Linked DNA regions of Homo sapiens: region 2 is linked to region 1. A link is an interaction called in ENCODE POLR2A ChIA-PET data of the cell type or tissue named here. Cell type or tissue: HepG2. All regions are shown on one strand. Links, peaks and the distances in the headings refer to the core of each region. The heading gives the core; the rest is flanking DNA.

The links. ChIA-PET counts read pairs that join two places held together with the same protein. Peaks named below come from ENCODE experiments on the same cell type or tissue, not always from the same donor. Only the 100,000 strongest peaks of a DNase experiment are listed, where the experiment ranks them.
Region 2: POLR2A ChIA-PET joins it to region 1 with 5 read pairs; 1 of 35 experiments calls an interaction of 5 or more read pairs at or near these places.

Annotation. Positions count from the first base shown.
Region 1 is chr9:89,349,293-89,354,298 of GRCh38, reverse strand. SECISBP2 (SECIS binding protein 2) reads right to left here. Exons shown (of 17, transcript NM_024077.5): 13 at 4,370-4,523; 14 at 3,447-3,667. Among named protein-coding and RNA genes, the nearest start is that of SECISBP2, 33 kb to the right of the region's middle. In HepG2, for the core only: no CTCF peak of the experiment used is centred there; a DNase peak (open chromatin) is centred at 2,918.
Region 2 is chr9:88,704,283-88,709,288 of GRCh38, reverse strand. No RefSeq gene overlaps it. Among named protein-coding and RNA genes, the nearest start is that of MIR4289, 39 kb to the left of the region's middle. In HepG2, for the core only: a CTCF peak has its summit at 2,656; a DNase peak (open chromatin) is centred at 2,838; H3K4me3 peaks cover 370 bases.

The sequences.
Region 1 (5,006 bases), core at 720-4,719:
AGTACCACTCTAAGCTGAGTCATGTGAGTCCTCCTGGCACATCACTGAGCCTGGTGGTGGCCTTGGGAACACCCAATACAAGCAGCAAAATCCAGACTGTTTTGCTCAAACAACCTCCAACCCGTTATTAGTGAGATGAAAGCACGTGTGGCAAGGGCCAACTACTGAAGTTCCACAAGAAAGCTTATGTCAAACAAGCAAGATGCTAGGCTCAGATTATTTCCATTTCAAAGTTTAAGTTCAGAATTATTAGGTTAAATGCCACTCAGAGCAAATACAGTACTTCAACTTAATTCAAGGCTATAACATCAATTTTTATCTTTAAGATGACTGCAAGCCATTGGCTATCTTATCTGGCAAATATTTATAAAATATACAATCAAGTCCCTTATGCCTCAAAGCAAAAACGTGTCGGAACCAATGATTACACAAATGCATTTTAAGTATACAACAAATCCTTATGATGCTGATCAAGTAAAAACCTAGCCCCATGCTCTGGCAGAGGCAGAGAAGGAGAATGATGTCTTCCAAGAAAGTGGGGTGACTGCAGGCTAAGGGCATACATTTCCACCTTTTTGTTTTTTAAAGACACAAATCCACGGAAGAATGTGAGAGACAACAGCAAAAAGTTTCAGAAGCTGACATGCAAATGGACAACTGAGCTAGCCAACCTAAGCCAACAGTGAGAAAAGCCTAGAACAGCCAGCCCTGGACCCCAGAATCCCCCAAAGGTCGGGAATAGGCAGCACAGGGTGAGGCACAGGTGAAGAGGGCTGGTTGAACACTGGGCAAAGAGGCAACTCGGTGTCCAGCCCCTCAGCTGCAGCCCTCTGGTGAGGCACAGCACAGGTTTGCAGGACATGACGCACCACACATCTAATGGTGGTGAGAGGATGAGCTCACAGGGTGAAGTTCGCCTGTCCCTCCAGGCAGGCAGTGAGAAGTCTTCCTTGGGGATGTGACCAGCCCTAGGGGAGACAGAGACACCCAGGGGCACTTCCAACATGGAAGCAGCCCAACCACATCATCCTACAGCAGAAGTTCTCAGTGCACTCCTTGGAGAAGCAGCAACAGCACCTGGGAACTTGCTGGAAGTACAAATTCTTGGGCCCACTGGACCTACTTGAAGCAGAAACTCTGGAATCTGTGTTTTCCCCAGCCCTCTGGGTGATTCTGATGCTGGCTACAGTTTTGAGAATCACCACCCTCAACGCTGCTCACAGCCTTGAACAGCAGCCACACACCCGGATTTCCAGTCGGCTACTTAGTGGCTCTTAAGTAGGCGCAGACAACTAGGACACAGAGGACATCTGTGGAAAACCTCCACCATGAGAGGCCAAAACAAACAGAGCAAACTACCTGGAGGAAACAGAGGCACTGCAGGGAGAGGAACTAGGCATCATTAAAATTCTCCAAGAGGCAACCATGAGGCAGCAGCAACGTGATTAAAAAAAAAAAAGGAATCTTCAGAGGACAAAAACAGCTCCCAAAAAATAAAAATAATATCAGAAGTAAAAAATTATACAGAAATTTTACAAGATATGGTTGAGAAATTCTAACAGAAAATGAAACCAAAAGAAAGAGATAAAAAGAAGCAGGAAACAAATAATGTGAGGACACCAGTCCAGGAGGCCCGACCCTGACATACTTCCAAGAGCTGGCAGGGACTGGAGAAGAGGATTCAAAGCAAAAATTCATCGTGTCCCAGAGCCAAAGACACTGGATGCAAACTGTCCCACATCCTGTAACCCCAGGATCAAGGCACTTCCAGTGAACCCCCAGAGAGCACGAGGTGCAAAATGATCACAAAGGATCAAGAATCAGAGTCTCTGGATTTCAAGCAAGACCTTCAAAATATGCCTCCCATGAATCCTTTTCTCCTAAACCACTGGAGGATGCACTCCAACAAAACAAGAGTGCAGCCCAAGAAGAAGTCCATAAACAACACCTTATTGAGAGCAGGGTGGGAGCCAAGGGTATCCCTGGGTGGCAAATGCATGAGGTGCAGTGAGCTGGGAATGAAGGTTTCTTCAGCAGATGAAACTGCAGAATGCCTGGTGTAACCGTCTTAGAGGAGACTGAGGCAGCTGGCTGAGGGCATGAGGTTTCATTAATGCTAAGTATATAGACAATTAAGCAACCACCACAAAACAAGAACAATAACCCAAACTATACATTAGGGGAAGTAACAGCAAAGCCCTTTTGCTCTATTGGGAAGATGACAAATACTTAAAACTGAAAACATGTGAAGCAGTTGCTCACAAGCCTCTTACATGGAGATATGGAGGAAATATCCCACAGTGTGGCTAACAGCTGACAGGTGGAGTTGCTAGGAAAGGAAGGGAGCCCAAGCCTGCCCCTCCCTTAACAAACCCTATAGGACTACTTGACCCTTTAGCTGTGGACATGTACAACACTGACAAAAACAGCCAGGGAAGCATGTGGCCTGTCCTCTCCAATGACCTGGAAAGGCCTCTGGGCACACAATCAGATGAGTGGGTCACTGAGATCCCTTCTGTCATATTCTGGTCAGCGGTGATGCTGGACCCGTACCAAGTTAGGACAGGGACGAGCTGCTGGCTGGGGGCCTCGGACATGTCACAAAACTTCCAGGCTTTAGATATGAAATGGTAACTGGGAAACATCATCTTTGAGGGTTCAGCCCCAGGATGTGGATGCATTATCTCAAAGTGGGACTCCGTAAAGCTGAATTTGACACTGCAGGAGAAAGGAATGAGGCCAGGGAGGGGCTTGTGAGTGTTCCCTAGCCTAGATGGAGATGAAGGACAGGTGTCCATGAGCAATGCCACTCTGCTCTTATCAGTTCTCCTATTGCTCAATTCGAGGACACAACACAGGCAAGTCCTCCAGGAGCCAAGACAGCACAAGCACAGGGTAAACATGAGATGTCACAGGTGAGGGTTCACTGTTACCTGACCCAGCATATCACATCCAACAAAACAAAAACACACATTCCAGTTTAAGTAAAATGGCAAAGTATTTAGACAAAGCCACATCTGTAACAAGCAAACAGATGAGTCAACCACAGACTGAACAACAAAATGTCAAGTAGATGAAAGCCCTAGGTAGGTACTGCCTGGCTGCCAGGCACAGCATCTCTGTGGTGCAAGTGACCAGTGACAATCCCAGCCCCAGGGCAGTGGCCTGCACAACAGAGGCAGGTCTTTCCCTGATGCCAGAGGCCTGTGTGGGCTGGCTGGCCTCCCAGCGTGCAGGATCACAGGACCCACCTGCCCTACAGAGGGTAAGGCACTTGGTAATGGTCAATGCAGTTGGGAAACAGTTACTCAATAAAAACAAAAACCACAAAGAAAACGAGTTGTCAAGACCTGTGGCATGGGCCGCTGAGGTGTGTGGCAAACACGAGGGCACACTAGGCACTCATGCAGGGGCCCACATATCACAGGACCACACTGTGCCTTTACCTTTTGACTGTATCTTCTCACAGTTGGGAGAAATAATGACACATTTCAGTTTTTTGAGCTTCAGGTGTTTGAGAACCTCCCTCAACCCCAACACAAGTCGACGTTTAGTCTTGGCCTTGACTGGATCTTTCTGGTACATACGGTCTTGGAAACGGACCAGTTCTTTGAGTAGGTCGGTAACACAAGCATCCACTTCTTTACTAAGCATCTGGCTGCAGTAACTGAAAGAAACATCAGACATCAGGAATTGTGCCACTGGCTGTGACACTGCAGCACTGCTCCCATCCCACCCCAGGGAGAAGAGACGTAGACTGCATCAGACAAAAAGTCACGTTTCAACAAGTACTACTAACCAGAACTGTGGAATTCCTGATGATTTAATTTTATGAAAGGTAAATACTGGGGCATCTTCCCCCATTCCCAACTACAAGGGACAAATTTCTCTGGGCCCTGCCCAACCATAGTTTGCCACAGGTCCCCATCTCAGCCACTACCCCGTGCATCTCCCTGTCATAAAGACAAATACCGGGAGACTATCCTGGAAGAAAAGTGGGCAGGGGAGAAGGCAGAGTGAGCACACAAGGTTAAAGGAATCCTGCTGCCTAAGACATTACACAGAGATTAAACCATGAAAAGGGGCCCAAAGATGATGCACGGTCACTTCACTATCCACTCCCGACTGCAAACCTGGACTGAGGGCCCCTCTTCCATCATTAATACAAGAACCTCAGTAGAAGCAGAATCAGACACAACGATTAGGCTCTCCCTGAATGCGTGTAACCAGGTACCCAGCTTCTTTCAACCATGAGGTTTTTAAAGCACAGTGTGGCCCAGCAACAAGGATTTATGGGAGATATCAATGCCATACTGAACCGAAGCACTTCCATCTTCCCCTAGTCCCTGGCAGGCAGGGGCTCACTCACTCCCTGAATCTGCGGCTGTGGATCTTAGGGAAGGTGGTGTGATTGGGAGCAAGGTGGGAGGCCTCTGTGTCCCTCTGGAGCTCTGTGCCTGGTGGCTCTTCAGACTTGTCCTCAACCGAAGGAGTGGAGATCAGTTCGTCCATCCCCTCTGGCCCTTCATGGAGGAAAAAGGCATCATCAGATATCTGTGAGGCCCAGTGCACACACTGAGGGGCTGGCCCAATGCAGTCTCACCGATGCAACCAGACCCCTGCACACAACCACCACATTCACAGACAACATGCAGAGAGGTTTACAGAAGGCAGAAAAAACAGACGAGGATGCCTGGGGAAAACAGAAAAGCTGGTGGAGGCAGTCATGCCTGGAGGTGTGCCTCCCCTCAATTTACTTATACATTCATTTTTATTATGGTAAAATATACATCAATATTACCATTTTAACCACTTTTAAGTGTGCAGTTCAGTGGCCAAATTTATTTTTTGATTTTGAAGAATCTCTTATCAGGGAGCTTTAAAAAACAGGATTTTAGTTCTAAGTTTTTTCTCAAATGCTTGAGACCATTTCTTTTTGAAATAATCCTTTAGAAAGAGCTGAACTCCAACATCTAAACTATGAGAAACTCAAGAGGTGTGTTTAG
Region 2 (5,006 bases), core at 559-4,558, 640 kb after region 1:
AGGACATGGCAGCTGGGAGAAGTGGGTATTCAGCTTGCTTTGCTGTCTGTTTGTCTCTGTCTGTCTGTCTGTCTCTCTCTCTCTCTCTCTGTCTCTCCCTCTCTCACCCTTGGGGGCTTTCTGGCTTTCGGCCTCTAACTGATGGCTACAGCACCTGCTTCCCTGGTTCGGAGACTTCCAAGCTGAGCCATGCTACTGTTTTTGCTGCTCCAGTTCTGCAGATTGCAGATGGCCTATTGTGGGACCTCTCCACCTCTGTGATCCTCTGAGCCAATACCCCGAATAATAAATTTCCCCTTGTATCTCCTATTGGTTCTATTTCTCTGGAGAACCCAGATGAATACACACATACACACACACACACACTTTTTTTTTCATTTTAAGTTCTGGGATACATGTGCAGAACGTGCAGGTTTGTTACATAGGAATACATGTGCCATGGTGGTTTGCTGCACCTATCAACCTGTCATCCAGGTTTTAAGCCCTGCATGCATTAGGTATTTGTCCCAGTGCTCTCCCTCCCCTTGCCCCCCACCTCCTAATAAGCCCTAATGTATGATGTTCCCCTCCCTGTGTCCAGGTGTTCTCATTGTTCAACTCACACTTATGAATTAGAACATGTGGTGTTTGGTTTTCTCTTCCTGGGTTAGTTTGCTGAGGATGATGGCTTCCAGCTTCATCCATGTCCCTGCAAAGGGCATGAACTCATTCTTTTTTATGGCTGCATAGTATTCCATGGTGTATATGTGCCACATTTTCTTTATCCAGTCTATCATTGATGGGCATTTGGGTTGGTTCCAAGTCTTTGCTATTGTAAGTAGATGCACACATTATTTTTATCTCTAATGCAGATGTTTCTGTTCCAGCAGCCATTCTTGGCTGCTCTCCTCTAGGCAGTGACTCGGGGATCTGAGCTCTTTCTCTGCCATCCCAGAGGTGTTCCCCCTGGCCATGGGAGACAGACAGAGCAGGCAACACTACTTAGAAGTCAGTGAGAGCTGTGCCAGGCAGGGTACATATCCCTTTCCCCTACTTTCCACCAGGCAGAACTCACTCACATATTCTCACCCAGACACAGGGAAGGGTAGGAGATGCCGTCTTCCTGTGTGCCTGTAGAAATGGGGCATCATTTGATGAAGATGTAGCAGTCTCTGCCACAGCTTCTGGCTTTGTGTCTTGCTTCAGAAATCCTTCCCCAGCTGCAAAGGGTGAAAATGTTTCTCTCTTCTGTATTCCTCTCTGCTGTTTACAGTTGATGTTCTCTAAATCCACCTGGAATTTATTTTTGAGACTATAGTAAGAGTCTCAATGGATAATTATTTATTCCAAAACCTCTTCTTACTATTTTGATACACCTCGTGATCAAACAAAATTGCATACACACATATATAAATGGTTCTGTTTATGAACTCTTCTCTATTTCATTTATCTATCTATCCTTGCTGAATCAATACCACGCTGTTTTAATGTCTGGCTTTGTAGTATGTGCTCATATAACAAACTCCGTTCCTTTATCTTTCTCAGAATTTTCTTGGCTATTCATATACAGTTGCTTTTCTACATCTGCATTGTTATTTAAATATTCCATTGTATGGATATACAATAATTTATTGACCACTAGAATTTACAACCTTTTTATTGCTATGAACTTCTTTGTATCTAAAACTTTGTTCATATCCATATTTATTTCCCCGGAGTAATTTCTGGAAGTGGAACTGCTGGGTCAAAGAATATAAACATATTTAAGGTTTTGGGTATGGGCTACCAAGTTGTGCTTTAAAATGATTATACCAAACATTTTACCACCAGCAATATAGGATATGGCTCTTTTCTCCACGTGGTTCTCAGTTCCGAGTATTATGATCTTTAAGTAATATTTAATAAGCGAAATATTTTATTTTAATATGAATTTATTTGATTTCAAGTAAGGTTAGCTTTATGTTACTGGATGTTTTTCTTTCTGGCATAAATTGCTTATTTATGTCTTTATTGCAAACGATCATTAATTATAAATAATTTGATGTAAAAAAAAATTGTGGCTTTTGTGACTCATCATCCAAGAGCAACAGCTTTGTCCTATGGTCCTATAATGGAAGGCTGCCCATGTCACTAATATGAAAATTTTTGGAGTATCTCAACCTCCTGGGCCACTCTCTTTTAGATAAATTAATTAGGGGAAGATTCTGCTACACAAAACATTGGGCTGGCGCAGTGCCAACCTTCAGGAGCTTCCCCCAACAGGGACCTTTGATTGTTGGTTGTGAACTGTCCCCGGCCCCACACCAACCCTGCAGTGGCCAGCCCATCCTGCCTCCACAGCGCAGCGAGGTGCCATGCCGGCACCGCACACCCTCTGCAGATGTCCTGTCCCCTGCTAGGCCCTCGCAAGCTGACAGTGTTAACGCAGAGGCCTGCTTAGCGCGGAATGTGGCCACTCCCCGCAGACAGTGGCAGGAGGGCCTTGAGAAGCCTTTTGAAGGCTCTACTCCCTTTGCGTTCCAGCCTCAGGTGAGCGTCCACCACACACAAGGCGGAGGCTCTCCGGACCTCCCCGACAACTGATGCGTTAACTTGGTACTAAATGCCACTGAACTGGAAAGTGTCAGAGGCCATGCAGGGAGCCTCCCACACAGCGCCCCTCAGTGCAGGGACTGGAGCTGCACGCCAACGCAGTGAGGGAGGGACACACCCGGCGCCTTTGTCCCTTTGAGTCGGCCGAGTGGGCAGCGGAGGTGGGCAGAATGGAGGTCATGTGAAGGCTGAGTAAACAGATGTGATTCCTCACCCGGAAAACTCTCCAGGGCAGCCACTGACCCACTTAGGACTGCCCTTTGTCCAGTCGTGGTGCACATTCTGAAAAGGCCTGTTGTCGAATTCTTCTGCTATTTTGCAATGTCAACAGACATGAAGCTCTGAAGTGGCAAATGAGGCACGGCTCTGACAAAGCCTCTCTCATCCCCTGAGAGGCCAAGCGAGTCAGACGCACTTGGGGAGGTGAAGGGCCCCAGAGCGCTGGCGCGACCTGCCTGGTGCCAGGCATGAGATGAGCCGGGAGTCAAATGTTCCCACCTCCCTCGCAAACGGACCAGCCGCACCCCAACGGGGAGGCATCATCGCAGCAAAGGGCTAGTCTTTTTCTGCTAGGAAGAACTTAACAAAACCCAGTGAGGCTAGCACTCTGTCCTGCATCCCGTAAGGCTGCCAGACTTAACAAATAAGTAGACACCACACCCAGTTAAATTGTTAAGTTCAAATTTAAACAACAAATCATTTTTTCAGTGTATATCCCTCCTATGCGTATTTTTTTTAGTATAGTGATTATTTGTGCTAAAAACTCACCAGATTGATTAATATATGTGAAGGGCCTGGCAGAAGGGTTGGTGGAGCAAGATGCTTGATAACTTGTAGTTTCAATGATCAGAGATTACAATTTCCAGGAAAAACTCCCCCTTAGTCAGGAGCAAGTCTCAAAGGTCCTCAAGAGGCCATTTGGGGGCCGGACGCGTTGGCTCACGCCAGTAATCCCAGCACTTTGGGAGGCCAAGGCAGGCAGATCACCTGAGGTTGGGAGTTCGAGACCAGCCTGACCAACATGGAGAAACCCCGTCTTTACCAAAAATACAAAAAACTAGCCAGGTGTGGTGGTGCATGCCTGTAATCTCAGCTACTTGGGAGGCTGAGGTAGGAGCATAGCTTGAACCCGGGAGGCGGAGGTTGCGGTGAGCCAAGATCATGCCATTGCACTCCAGCCTGGGCAACAAGAGTGAAACTCCGTCTCAAAAAAAAAAAAAAAAGAGAGACCATCTGGGGCCAACTTCACTGGAAGCTCTGATCTTTGATTTAACAGCGCCTGTCTTTGAGGTCAACATTTTGAGATCCCTAATTCAGTAAGCTGTCATATCATTGCACTTATGTGATGCACAGATTAATAAGAGTGGATACATAAATCCCAAGGCCATAGATACCAGTTTAAAAAGAACTTTTTTGAAACCACTGTAAAGGACATGAAAAAATTTCCAAGTGCAGCTATTAATGACAAATGTCAGCGAATACATTTGAAACAATGATTTTTCATTATGTCACACAATATTACACATGCATATTACTTTTGCCACCATACTGACCACTAAAATGGCCAACCCTGTGGATTTTTCTGTTTATCCATTTTGCACAAGGCCTCAAATGGCTACCAGCATCTATGTGAACTCCCAGCTCCAAGACCCACCACCAGACACCCTGTTACAAATCCTAAGAGAAGGGGTTGGAGTGACTTCACTTGTCCTTCTCAGCACTGCCACATGCATCTTGGGCCTCTGACCAGCTCACCCATGGGCCCCCAGCGTGGTCAAATCCACTACCATATCAGGCAGTGAGGAGGGACAGTTGTTCTGAGAAGACACCCCAAAAAAACCTCCTATAGTCCAATCAATCAATTGCAAAATTACAAAATAAAGACACAACAACTGCAGCTTACACTTCAAGTACTGGCCAGGGCGATTTCATCAACAGTAAACTCAGAGGAGCCATCCACGAGCTGGGCTGATAAAGCTGCACGTTGGGATCATGGGAGGTGCCTGCTCCCAAGACCGGTTACCCCAGAAGCCCCAGGTTGGCCCCCAGGGCTGATTCTGATGGCCGCCATATTGCAATCCACTGATCTGGCCACAAGAGGTGAATGTCCCTCTGCGCTTGATGAAGTTCACACCTCTTGTAGTACCTGTTCAGTTCTAGGAACCCAGAGAGGGACAAGGAGGTCTTGAGCACCATGCCACATGGACACATTTGTAGAAACCGGAGATGTTGGCCTCCAGGGAGGGAAAGGGAGATACAGTTGCTGGGTTCAACTATTTAAATGGCTGCCATGCAGAACCATCATTCTGTTTATAGATTTCCAAGCGGCAGAGCCTCTTGTCACCCAAGGGTGACAGCTACAAAAGAAAAGATTGTATTTTAAATTAAGGACTATTTAAAAAGTAGACTGAATAGTCACCAGACAAGGCCCAGAA